Regions from separate parts of the Homo sapiens genome. Here region 2 is linked to region 1. Evidence: read pairs that join two places in POLR2A ChIA-PET (ENCODE). Cell type or tissue: CD4-positive, alpha-beta T cell. All regions are shown on one strand. Region 1 overlaps LOC284950 (a long non-coding RNA gene). Region 2 overlaps POLR1A (RNA polymerase I subunit A).

The links. ChIA-PET counts read pairs that join two places held together with the same protein. Peaks named below come from ENCODE experiments on the same cell type or tissue, not always from the same donor. Only the 100,000 strongest peaks of a DNase experiment are listed, where the experiment ranks them.
Region 2: POLR2A ChIA-PET joins it to region 1 with 17 read pairs; 12 of 35 experiments call an interaction of 5 or more read pairs at or near these places.

What each region holds. Positions count from the first base shown.
Region 1 is chr2:85,824,834-85,829,833 of GRCh38, forward strand. LOC284950 (a long non-coding RNA gene) reads left to right here. Exons shown (of 3, transcript NR_038888.1): 3 at 1-1,955. Among named protein-coding and RNA genes, the nearest start is that of MIR6071, 44 kb to the left of the region's middle. In CD4-positive, alpha-beta T cell, CTCF peaks have their summits at 2,723 (motif pointing right) and 2,932; a DNase peak (open chromatin) is centred at 2,758; H3K27ac peaks cover 300 bases.
Region 2 is chr2:86,036,090-86,041,089 of GRCh38, forward strand. It overlaps POLR1A (RNA polymerase I subunit A), which reads right to left. Exons shown (of 34, transcript NM_015425.6): 25 at 4,303-4,470; 26 at 3,238-3,373; 27 at 2,611-2,768. Among named protein-coding and RNA genes, the nearest start is that of POLR1A, 67 kb to the right of the region's middle. RefSeq lists a silencer at 560-609 and an enhancer at 3,238-3,368. In CD4-positive, alpha-beta T cell, a CTCF peak has its summit at 5; DNase peaks (open chromatin) are centred at 32, 552, 1,432, 2,372 and 4 weaker places; H3K4me3 peaks cover 734 bases; H3K27ac peaks cover 4,780 bases.

The DNA.
Region 1 (5,000 bases):
GATGTCCCCATGAACATTCATGTACAAGTTTTTGTGTGGACATGTGTTTTCATTTCTCTTGGACATATGCCTAGGAGTGGAATTGAGTCACATGGTAACTTTATAACCATTTGAGGAACTTCCAGACTGTTTTTCAAAGTGGCTACACCATTGTACATCCCCACCAGCAATGTACAAGGGTTCCAGTTTCTCCACATTTTTTTCAACTTTTTTTTTAATCATTTGACTTTTTTTTGAGACAGAGTCTCACTCTGTCGCCAGGCTGGAGTGCAGTGGCGTGATCTCAGCTCACTGCAACCTCCGCCTCCTGGGTTCAAGCGATTCTCCTGCCTCAGCCTCCCAAGTAGCTGAGACTCCAGGTATATGCCACCATGACCAGCTAATGTTTGTATTTTTAGTAGAGACGGGGTTTCACCATGTTGGTCAGGATGGTCTTGATCTCTTGACCTCATGATCCACCTGCCTCAGCCTCCCAAAGTGCTGGGATTACAGGCATGAGCCACCGTGCCCGGCCTCATCTGACTTTTTAATTAAAGCTACCCTAGCAGACATGAAGTGATATCTCATTATGGTTTTGATTTGTATTTCTCCCATGGCTAATAATATTCAGGACCTCTTTATGTGCTTATTGGCCATTTGTATATCTTTTTTAAAGAAATATCTATTCAGATCCTTTGCTTATTTTTGAATTGGGCTATTTGTCTTTTTATTCTTGAGTTGTAATTGTTCTTTATATATTCTAGATACAAGCAACTTATTATGTTTATAGTTTGCAAACAATTTTTTCCCATTCTTTGGGTTGTCTTTTCACTGTTTTGATAGTGTCTTTTGAAGCCCCAAAGTTTTTTATTCTGATGGCTGGTTTATCTGTTTTTTTCTTTAGTTGCTCATGCTTTTGGTGTCAATCTAAGAATGCAGTGCCAAATCCAGGGTCATAAGGATTTATCACTATGTTTTCTTCTGTGACTTTTATGATTTTAGTTCTTCTTTATAGGTCATTGATCCATTTTGAGTTAGTTTTTTTATACAGTGTGAAATATGGATCCAACTTCATTCTTTTGCATGTGGAAATTCAGGTGTCCCCACATCATTTGCTGAGGGGACTATTCTTTTTCCATTGAAAGAAGTTGGCACTCTTGCTCAAAATCAACTGGCCATAGATATGTGGGTTAATTTCTGGGCTCTCAGTTCCATTCTGTTGATGTATAGATCTGTCCTTATGCCCATACCACACTGTTTTGATTACTGTCATTTTATAGCAGGTTTTAAAATTGGGTAGCATAAATTATCCAACTTTTTCAAGATTTCTTTAGCTATTTGTGTTTTCTTGCATTTTCATATGCATTTTAAAAGCAACTTGTCCATTGCTGAAGTCGAAATTTTGATAGGGATTGCATTGAATTTGGAATCTGGGAGTATTGCTATCTTAATAATGTTAAGTTTTTCAATCTATAAACATGGGATGTCTTTCCACTCATTTAGATCTTCTTTAGTTTTCAACAATATTTTGTAGTTTTCAGAGCATAAGTTTTGTACTTCTTTTGTTAAATATGTTCATAAGTATCTTTCTGATGCTAATATAAATGAGTTTTTTTTTAAGACAAAGTTTTGCTCTGTCACCAAGGCTGGAGTGCAGCGGTGTGATCTCAGCTCATTGCAACCTCTGCCTAACGGGTTCAAGTGATTCCCCTGCCTCAGTCTACTGCGTAGCTGGGATTACAGGTGCCCACGACCACACCCAGCTAATTTTTTGTATTTTTAGTAGAGACAAGGTTTCACCATATCGGCCAGGCTGGTCTTGAACTCCTGACCTCAAGTGGTCCACCTGCCTCGGCCTCCCAAAGTGCTGAGATTACAGGCTTGAACCACTGTACCCAGACTGGAATTGTTTTCTTAACTTCATTTTTTATTTGCTCATAACTACTGTATAGAAATAAACTGATTTTTGTACACTGATCACATATCCTTGTAAACTTGCTAAACTCATTTATTAGTTTAATCATTTTCAGTGAATTCCTTAGGATTTTCAACGTACAAGATCATGTTATCTGCAAATGAAGACAATTGTACTTCTTCCTTTCCAATATGGATGGCTTTTACTTTATTTCCTTGCCTCATTGCCCTGGCTGGCCTCTTTAGTACAATGTTGAACAGAAGCTGTGTGAACAGACATCCTTGTCTTGTTCCTGATCTTCTGGGGAAAGCATTTTGTGTTTCAGCATTGAGTGAAAGCCCTTTAGCTGTGGCCTTTTCTAGATGTCCTTTAACAGGTTGAGGAGACCGAGTTCTTCAGAGGAGGAGCTGTGTCAGCTCTGAGGTGACGCACAGCATTGTCAGCTTTCTGAGTCTGAGGTCCCGGCTGGCTGGGAGGAGATGATGTCCTGAAGGATGTGGACATGATGGGCTGGGGCTCTGGGGACTTGAGGGGAGTCCCCGCTGCAGACCTGGGTATGGGAATAAAAAGGCAATATCAAAGGCAGTAATTGGACCCGTGGGAGTGGACCATCTCGGGAAGAGAAAAGAGCATCGGGGCAGAGATGTGGGAGAGGGGAGGGGAGCCCGAGAAATGGTCAGAGAAGGAGGAGAAAATCCAGACTGTGCAGGGAGGAGAGAAGTGCCCCAGCAGCTGAAGACGGTGCCAGAGCCTACTGGCTGGGGGGACCTTGCAGAAGAATGGGCCAGACCCACTGGGGGCCACCTGGTAGCCCGGCGCTGAGAGCTGTGCACGCGGCCTCACAACACCAGGTGGCGCGGTGGACCATTGTAACAGCCACTCCTCTTAGCCCTGGTGGTTTCTTTTCATTAACGACAAATGAAAGAGCTGGGGCCTCGCCAAGCCCCTGTTCAACCGATGGAACCTCTGAGAGGGGCTGTGACCTTCCTGAAAGCATTACAGGGGCATTGTGGCAAAGGTGGGGCTGCCTCCTGGCCTCCTGGCTCCTGTCCCAGGATCTCTCTCCAGTCACCCCTTACCTACCCCAAAGGGATCTAGAAAAGTGGCTGGCGGAATACCCGGTCAGAAGGCAGCCTGGAAGGACTTGAGGTCCACCAAACCCGTCTAGGTCCCCAGCACCACCTGCTTTTCAGTGTTGCCTGCGGTGAGATCACCTTCCTCAGCTTTCCCATCGATTCTCTGCTCCCAGTTCCCCACTCCCCATTCTCTTTCCACTCAGAGCCACATGATTTTCAGTTTAAGCTGAATTGAGTCACTCTCCGCGCCCCCCCCGCCCCTGTAACATCCCTCAGGGGCTCCAAATTGCTCCTTACCCCTACATTCATCTCCCTCATCGCAGCCACACCCTGAGCCTATGCTCACTTTGTGATTTGGTTGTTAAAGCATGTCCTGCTTTAACAACCCTTCTCGAAAGCTGCTAGTTTTGCCTGGAACGCTCCTCCTGCCCTCCTGCCGGCCCCCTAATTAGCATTTTGGTCTCAGTTTAGACTCACCTGGTTTTCCTGGTGCGCTCCCGTGGTGCGCCTCCCCTTTGCTTTGACACCGCCTTTGTCATGTTGACTTGTTTAGCATCTTTTCCCTCTAGACTGAGGATCCAGAACAGTAGGCAGGGTCCATGTTAGGTGCAGCCTGTCATCAGCGCCCAGCCATGGCTCTCTGCAGGCCATGGGAACTAAAGGTGGCGGTGCTGGCAGGGCAGGATAGGAGGTGGCGCCAGGAGCCACAGGGCAGTATTTCGAGGACAGCCCTGCTGGGTACTAAGATACAGCCAAGAGTGTCTGGAATGATGGGCAGAGCATCAACTGGTTTCAGAGTTTGAACAAATGGTGTTCAGAACAGCATGTTCTGCCAGAATGGTCAGCCAGACTGCCAGGACTGAGGGTCCTACAGAAGGACCCCCTTTGTCATTCTCACTTCCGTATTCCAGAACCGGGGGTATTTTAGTGTGTGGGAAAATAAAGCAATCGTTGAGTTCGATTTCAGTCCCAAGTTTTGGAAAACGTGTGGGTGCATCTGCAGTAGATAGGTCTCAGCACGGCCTTTGTTCCAACCCAGTCAGAACTCAACCAGAATTGGGGCCAGTAGATCCTTGAGCCAGACAATGACAACATGGAGGTACCCATAAAGCCTAGGGGTGACAAGCACCCAGCCATGCCATTCCTGTGGATACGAGGGTTGTTGGCCCATAGGACAAACTCTTCACAACATTTCCCTCTCCCTTCCCTCTTGCAGCTAGTTGCATCAGTGGGTGGTAATAGAGGTTCTGAATTTTCCCAGTGCATGGGCGGGACGGCTGAGGGGCTCCATGAATGCAAGTTTATTACACAAAGGAAGTCACCTATCTCTTTATGTACATAGAGACTTCCAGAAGGCTAAAGAAATAAAAAATGATCTAAATGAGCTTTTCTCCTTTGTATTTCATATTTCAGTGTTACAAATATATAAAATCTTTTTTTGGGGGAGTATTCAAACTTGGACAATACAAATTAGGCAGTCCAGGGGCTGGGCATGGTGGCTCACACCTGTAATCCCAGCATTTTGGGAGGCCAAGGTGGGTGGATCACTTGAGGTCAGGAGTTCAAGACCAGCCTGGCCAACATGGTGAAACCCTATCTCTACTAAAAAAATACAAAAATTAGCTGGGCGTGGTGGTGGGCACCTGTAATCTCAGATACTCAGAAGGCTGAGGCAGGAGAATCACTTGAACCTGGGAGGTGGAGCTTGCAGTGAGCCGAGATGGTGCCATTGCACTCCAGCCTGGGCAACAGAGCGAGACTCCATCTCAAAATAAATAAATAAATAAATAAATAAATAAATAAATAAAAATTAGGCAGTTCTTTGTTTCTGCAGGAAGCTTTGACTCTGACAAACAGGAACAAGACTGTGGTCTTTGAATCTGGCTCTTTACCTCCAGCCAGAATCTCCTCAAAATCGTTATCCCAAACTTGCCCACTTCCTGAAGACAGATGATTCTTTCTTGTGGGGAAGTACAATGCAGGAAGTGGGCAAGTTTGGGATAACGATTCTCTGCTAAATGGATTGAAAT
Region 2 (5,000 bases), 210 kb after region 1:
CTCCCGTCCCACGTAAATAATTACAAACAGAGCACATGACCCCTGGCGGTTTCTGAACGCGCCTGGCAACAGCTCCACCACCTGCTGTTTGGAAAGTCAGATTCACAGAAGCTACAATTACAGACTGTCAGCTGGGTCTTTTCATGGCTGGGGACCGGAGGCCAAAACTTACAGCCCCTAACTCCTAGCTCAGTGCTCTTTCCACTTCATCTCCCCTGCCACCTGCCAGACAATTTACACAAACAGCCCATGTGATGGGTGCCAGTGCAGAGATCTGGGGGGCCTTCTACGCTTGTATATCTCTACCTAGGGAACCATCTGTCTCGTGCTGTTTTTCTCCAGGCTCTGTCAAGGGTCTCATGACTCCACAGCTGGGAGAAGGGAGGGTGGGGGCAAAGAGAAAGAAAAAGAGGGTGGCAGAGAGGAAGGAAGGGGGAGGGATGGGAGAAAGGAAGGAGAAAAAGCTTCTTGGGGGTTGGCTGCTCTTTTGAAAGTGCACTCACACTTCCTCCCATTTCCTGTGGGCGGCCAGAGGCCTGAACACAGCTGCTCTGCTGCCTGGGGCCTGACAAAGGGAGTCCAGACCGCACCCAGCTCATCCACTGCCCCATCTTTTAGCTCTGCCTAACCCCTCAGCCCCATTCTGCTGAGTCCTTGAGGCCACCTCCACCAAAAGCTACTGCGCATGGCTTTATTTATCACAGATTTTCAAGTTCACAAGCAAAACACAGGGAGGAGTTGAAAAAGTACTTCACGGCTGGGAACAAGCCAGGGCTGTCCCTCATCAGGAAGAAGTCTTAAAAAGTGATTTCCTATTTTCAATTCCATGAGGTAATATAAGTAAAAAGAACCCCAGCATGGGCTGGCGCCAGCCTCATGCCGACCTACCTGCTGGGCTGGCCTGGGCCTCCTGTGAACAGAACTGGGGCAAAACATCTAACTCCGTCCACCCTTAGTTATTCTCTAGAGGCCATGAAATCTGAATTCCCATTTCCCAGAAAACCACTGCCAGGCCAGCACAAACGCCCCCTGCACTTGGTAGTTATGTTCCTCGCTGTTAATTAAGGAGCTGGCAGGCGGGTGCACACAGCACTCCCCTGCCACTCTGCCCAGTGCCCAGATAGCACAGAGGACCACTCGACAGAAGGAATGTTCTCAGCCCAGGCTGGCACCAACGCAGGTGCTCCTGAGGCCCAGCCAACAACAACTTCACCCAGGGCTCGTGAACTGGGGCAGGAAGCACCTGGCCAGTGACCCCCGTCCAAAGGACTGAGTTCACATCCAAGCTCCTCCACCCCAAGACCCACCATCCCAAATGCCACCTGCACAGAGGGCTGGCTCGAGGCCAGGCCCCATAAGGTGAGAGGGCAGAGGGCTGAGGGCAGAAAAGTCGTACTGTGTTGCCCACGCCTGCCCCCGTGACTCAGCGACGAATGGGCATGGCTCAGTATGTGTTTGTGGGATGGCTGAGTGCAGGGAGCTTTCTGCTTCTGCTCTGTCATTGCTTCTCTATCTGAGCAGCTCCCAGAAGACCAAGAACTGGTCTAGATTAGAGGCAGTGGTCAGTGGCCTGTGGCCAGATCCTGCAACAGATGAGAACCATCTGGGCCTTACTGGGCTTTTAAAAACACATGAATTAGTTGCTGATGTTTAAAAGTCAGGAGACCTCAATTATATAAAAGCAAAGGCAAGTAAACAAGTGACCCAAGAAAGAAAAAAACGTAGGGGGTGGGAAGCTTGTTTTCTTTCTTTTTAAATCAAAAGATGTGGCCCCCCGGGCCTCCATTCCTGCATAGTAACAGGTGCCCCTTGAGACAGGTTCCACACTCTTCAGTCTGCCGGGGGCCTCCAAGCCTGCTTCACTGGCCTGTCACCTGCTGGGCTATGCAGCCTTTTTGTGTTCACACTTCACCGTCTAGGGTTAGCTGGTGAGTCAAAAATGCTTCGTGGGCTCTTCCAGTCTTGCCCCAGTCCCCAAAAAGCCCATCCTCCTGCTCCCCGGAACTCAGCATTGTGGCCTCTGCTTTTCAAATATCTAACAGTAACTTGAACTTGAGACAAAAGTTCCTTTTCCCTACTGGACAGGAACTCGGGACAGGAACTCGAATTTCTCTGGAGGCAATCCTGGTTATAGAATGGAGATCTAACAGCAGCGTGCCACCCGCACATTGTTCATTATTCACAGAATCTAAATGCATCAGGAACCACATTATACTGCCTGCAGTAACACCCTAGCAAACATTAACAGCATGTGCTGCTCCGACACCACAGAAGCACCGCTTTGATGGTGCTCCCTTCTCTTTACCACACCCACATTTCCATGTCTTAATGCCTGCAAGCCCCAGAAGACAACAATCCTGACGTCAACCCAAGAGAAGAAATGGGCTCAGGGAGTGACGTGTGGCTAAGAAAGTCATACCCACAAGCCAGACTGTGGTCAGGTTTCCAGATCAGGCTGCAAGGCCCTCTGCTTCCTAAACACTTCCCTTGAAGGGCTCATTTGGGCAAAGGCACTCAATCTCTAGGAGCCTTGTGGCTAGGTGCTTCCTGCCCCAGTTCAAGCGCATTCTCTGGGTCAAGGTCAATGACAATCACAGCCTGAGCCCTGACCTTGTTTCCATGAAGCGCAGGATGTCCTCGGGTCTCAGGCACTTCTCCTGCTGGTAATATGCATGTGGCAGGAACTGAAACCGCAGCTGGTACACCTGGAATTTGTTCTGTTTTTCTTCCATACAGAAGGACTCCTGGACGTCAATTTTCTGCAACACCTGGAACCAGACGGACAGAGAGAACTTGACTTGTTCAGGTCCTAGGTGACTGCGCAATGTGAGTGGGTTACGAGACCCAAGGGTTTACAGAGATAGCAGCTGAGACCACAGGCCAAACCCCAAAGAAACCCTGGTGAGCTATACTGGTGTGGATCTGCTGGGGGGCCCACAGCCTGCAGTCACCTCCAGAGAGTGGCCTGAACCTCCTAGGAGTGGCCTCAGCAGAGCGGGTAGGCAAACTCAGGAAATGGTTTATTTTTCAGGCACAGGAGGATGCTGTGGAACTAATGACTCTCTTAAAAGCTTCCTGATCCATCTCTGCTCAGCACCTGGCAGAGACAGCTTATCTCTCATTGGTGGGAATCTGAGCCTAGGGTCAGAGCAGTAAGCAAAGCCTGTTCTTCACACATGGGGAGGATATAGGAACATGCCTTCACCCCGTCTGCAACCTGGGAAGGAGAGACGTTACCTCCCCCAAGCACACCCTGGTGAGTTGCTTCTTCAGGCTTTTCACTCTCTTCAGGGCTTTCTTGGTGTTGAGCACGGGCACGCTCATCATGGGTGTCTTGATGTTGGCGCTGGCCACCATGAGAATCTCCCGCAACCTGTCACAGAATAAGGGCACATCCAATCATGAGTGGCAACCAGACCTTCTGTTTGGGTGCAGCTTCTCCTAATGATGTCAGAGTTCTTTTGGAATCTGAGAGAGGCCTGGGGATCTCACAGGGATAATATGCTAGATCAGAGAATCCCAGCTCTGGCCTCGTGTGCAACAGTAAGGGACTCCCCTGTCAGTTTCCTCCCTGGAGGGCCCACTCCTTGTGCTCAGGGCTTTGTCTGATTCTTGTTTCCTATCACCTGTGCCTTGCAAACAACAGGTGCCTGCTGACGCTTACTGAATGAACAAGCGATGCAGGGAAGGCAACTAGCACCCACAGTGCTCCTGCTGAGCTCAGCCAGCCCTCACTGCCTGGATGTATAGTGGGTCCCAGCCTCTGGCCTTCCACAGAAGGACCCCCTGAGGTTTGGAAAGTGAGGTACCTGTCCAGAGTCTTTCTGCTAGAAAAAGGCAGGGCCAGGGACTGAATGCAGATGGGTCTGACCCCACACTCATTCCCCTTGTCCAGCACATATATTTACCTGAAGGGCCAGGGCCCAGGGCCACGTGGGGGCACGTTCTATGTGAATGGCTCCCCTGGAGTTGGGCAACCAGGCACCTTGTGTGGGGCTTGTTAACAATGTACGTTCCTGAGTCCTTCCCCCAGCAGTGTGCAGTCTCACAGGCATCCCCAGGAACGTGGATGCAGGAGTTGGCAGAGGAATAAATGGAGATCCTACCAGGCCTGGGCACCAAAGAAACCAGCTGGGCTCTGGAAATTCTAACCCTGATCCCCACTTTAATGAGACCCTGTCCCTCTCTCACACAGACACACTCTCTCATTCACACACACTCACTCACCCCCTCTCATTAAATGGCCCCTTCTCCAGGAGAGGCTAGGACAGACCCCACCCTGTGCTCCCTTGTGCCCCACACCTTGGAATGCCCAGGGTGACGTTCATCTCGCCTCTGCCTGCAAAGTGGAAGGTGTTGAGGGTCATCTGGGTGGAGGGCTCTCCGATGCTCTGGGCAGCCAGCAGGCCCACAGCCTCGCCCGGCTCACACAGTGAGCGCTGCCACTTCAGCTGCAGCAAGGTCCTCAACCTAGAGACGGTGGTGGGGGGTCAGGGTGGGGGTTGTGGCAGGGGTCAGGAGCAGACACCACAGACTGTCAATGCTGCCCGAAACCAGAAAACTGAAACCTCTACCTCTTTCTGGACTCGTTTTTCCTAGGCAAAAGATCCCTCTAATCTTCAAATTCCCACCAGTGACCCTGAGATGTCCTCAAATTACACAGCACAGATCCCAGCTGGGTGGCTGAAGCTCTAGACATTCATGCTTGGACTCCTCATGTTTGCCCCCAGAATGTCACATATCCACTCTGGGACTGTTACCACAAGCCCCCTAAGCAGGAGAATTTCTGGGTTCATTATTCACTTTTTCCTTTATCCATTCTTTCTTCTCAATTATGACAATTTGGAGACAGTTTAAACCTCCTGCTATAAAAATTAGAAAGAGGTTCACTAGGCCATTATGGGGATGGGGGTGATGAGAGTGTTTATATTTTTAGTTAGTGCAAATGGCTGCAGACCACATCAGAAGTATTCATGCCGCACGATTCTGTAATTTACTAA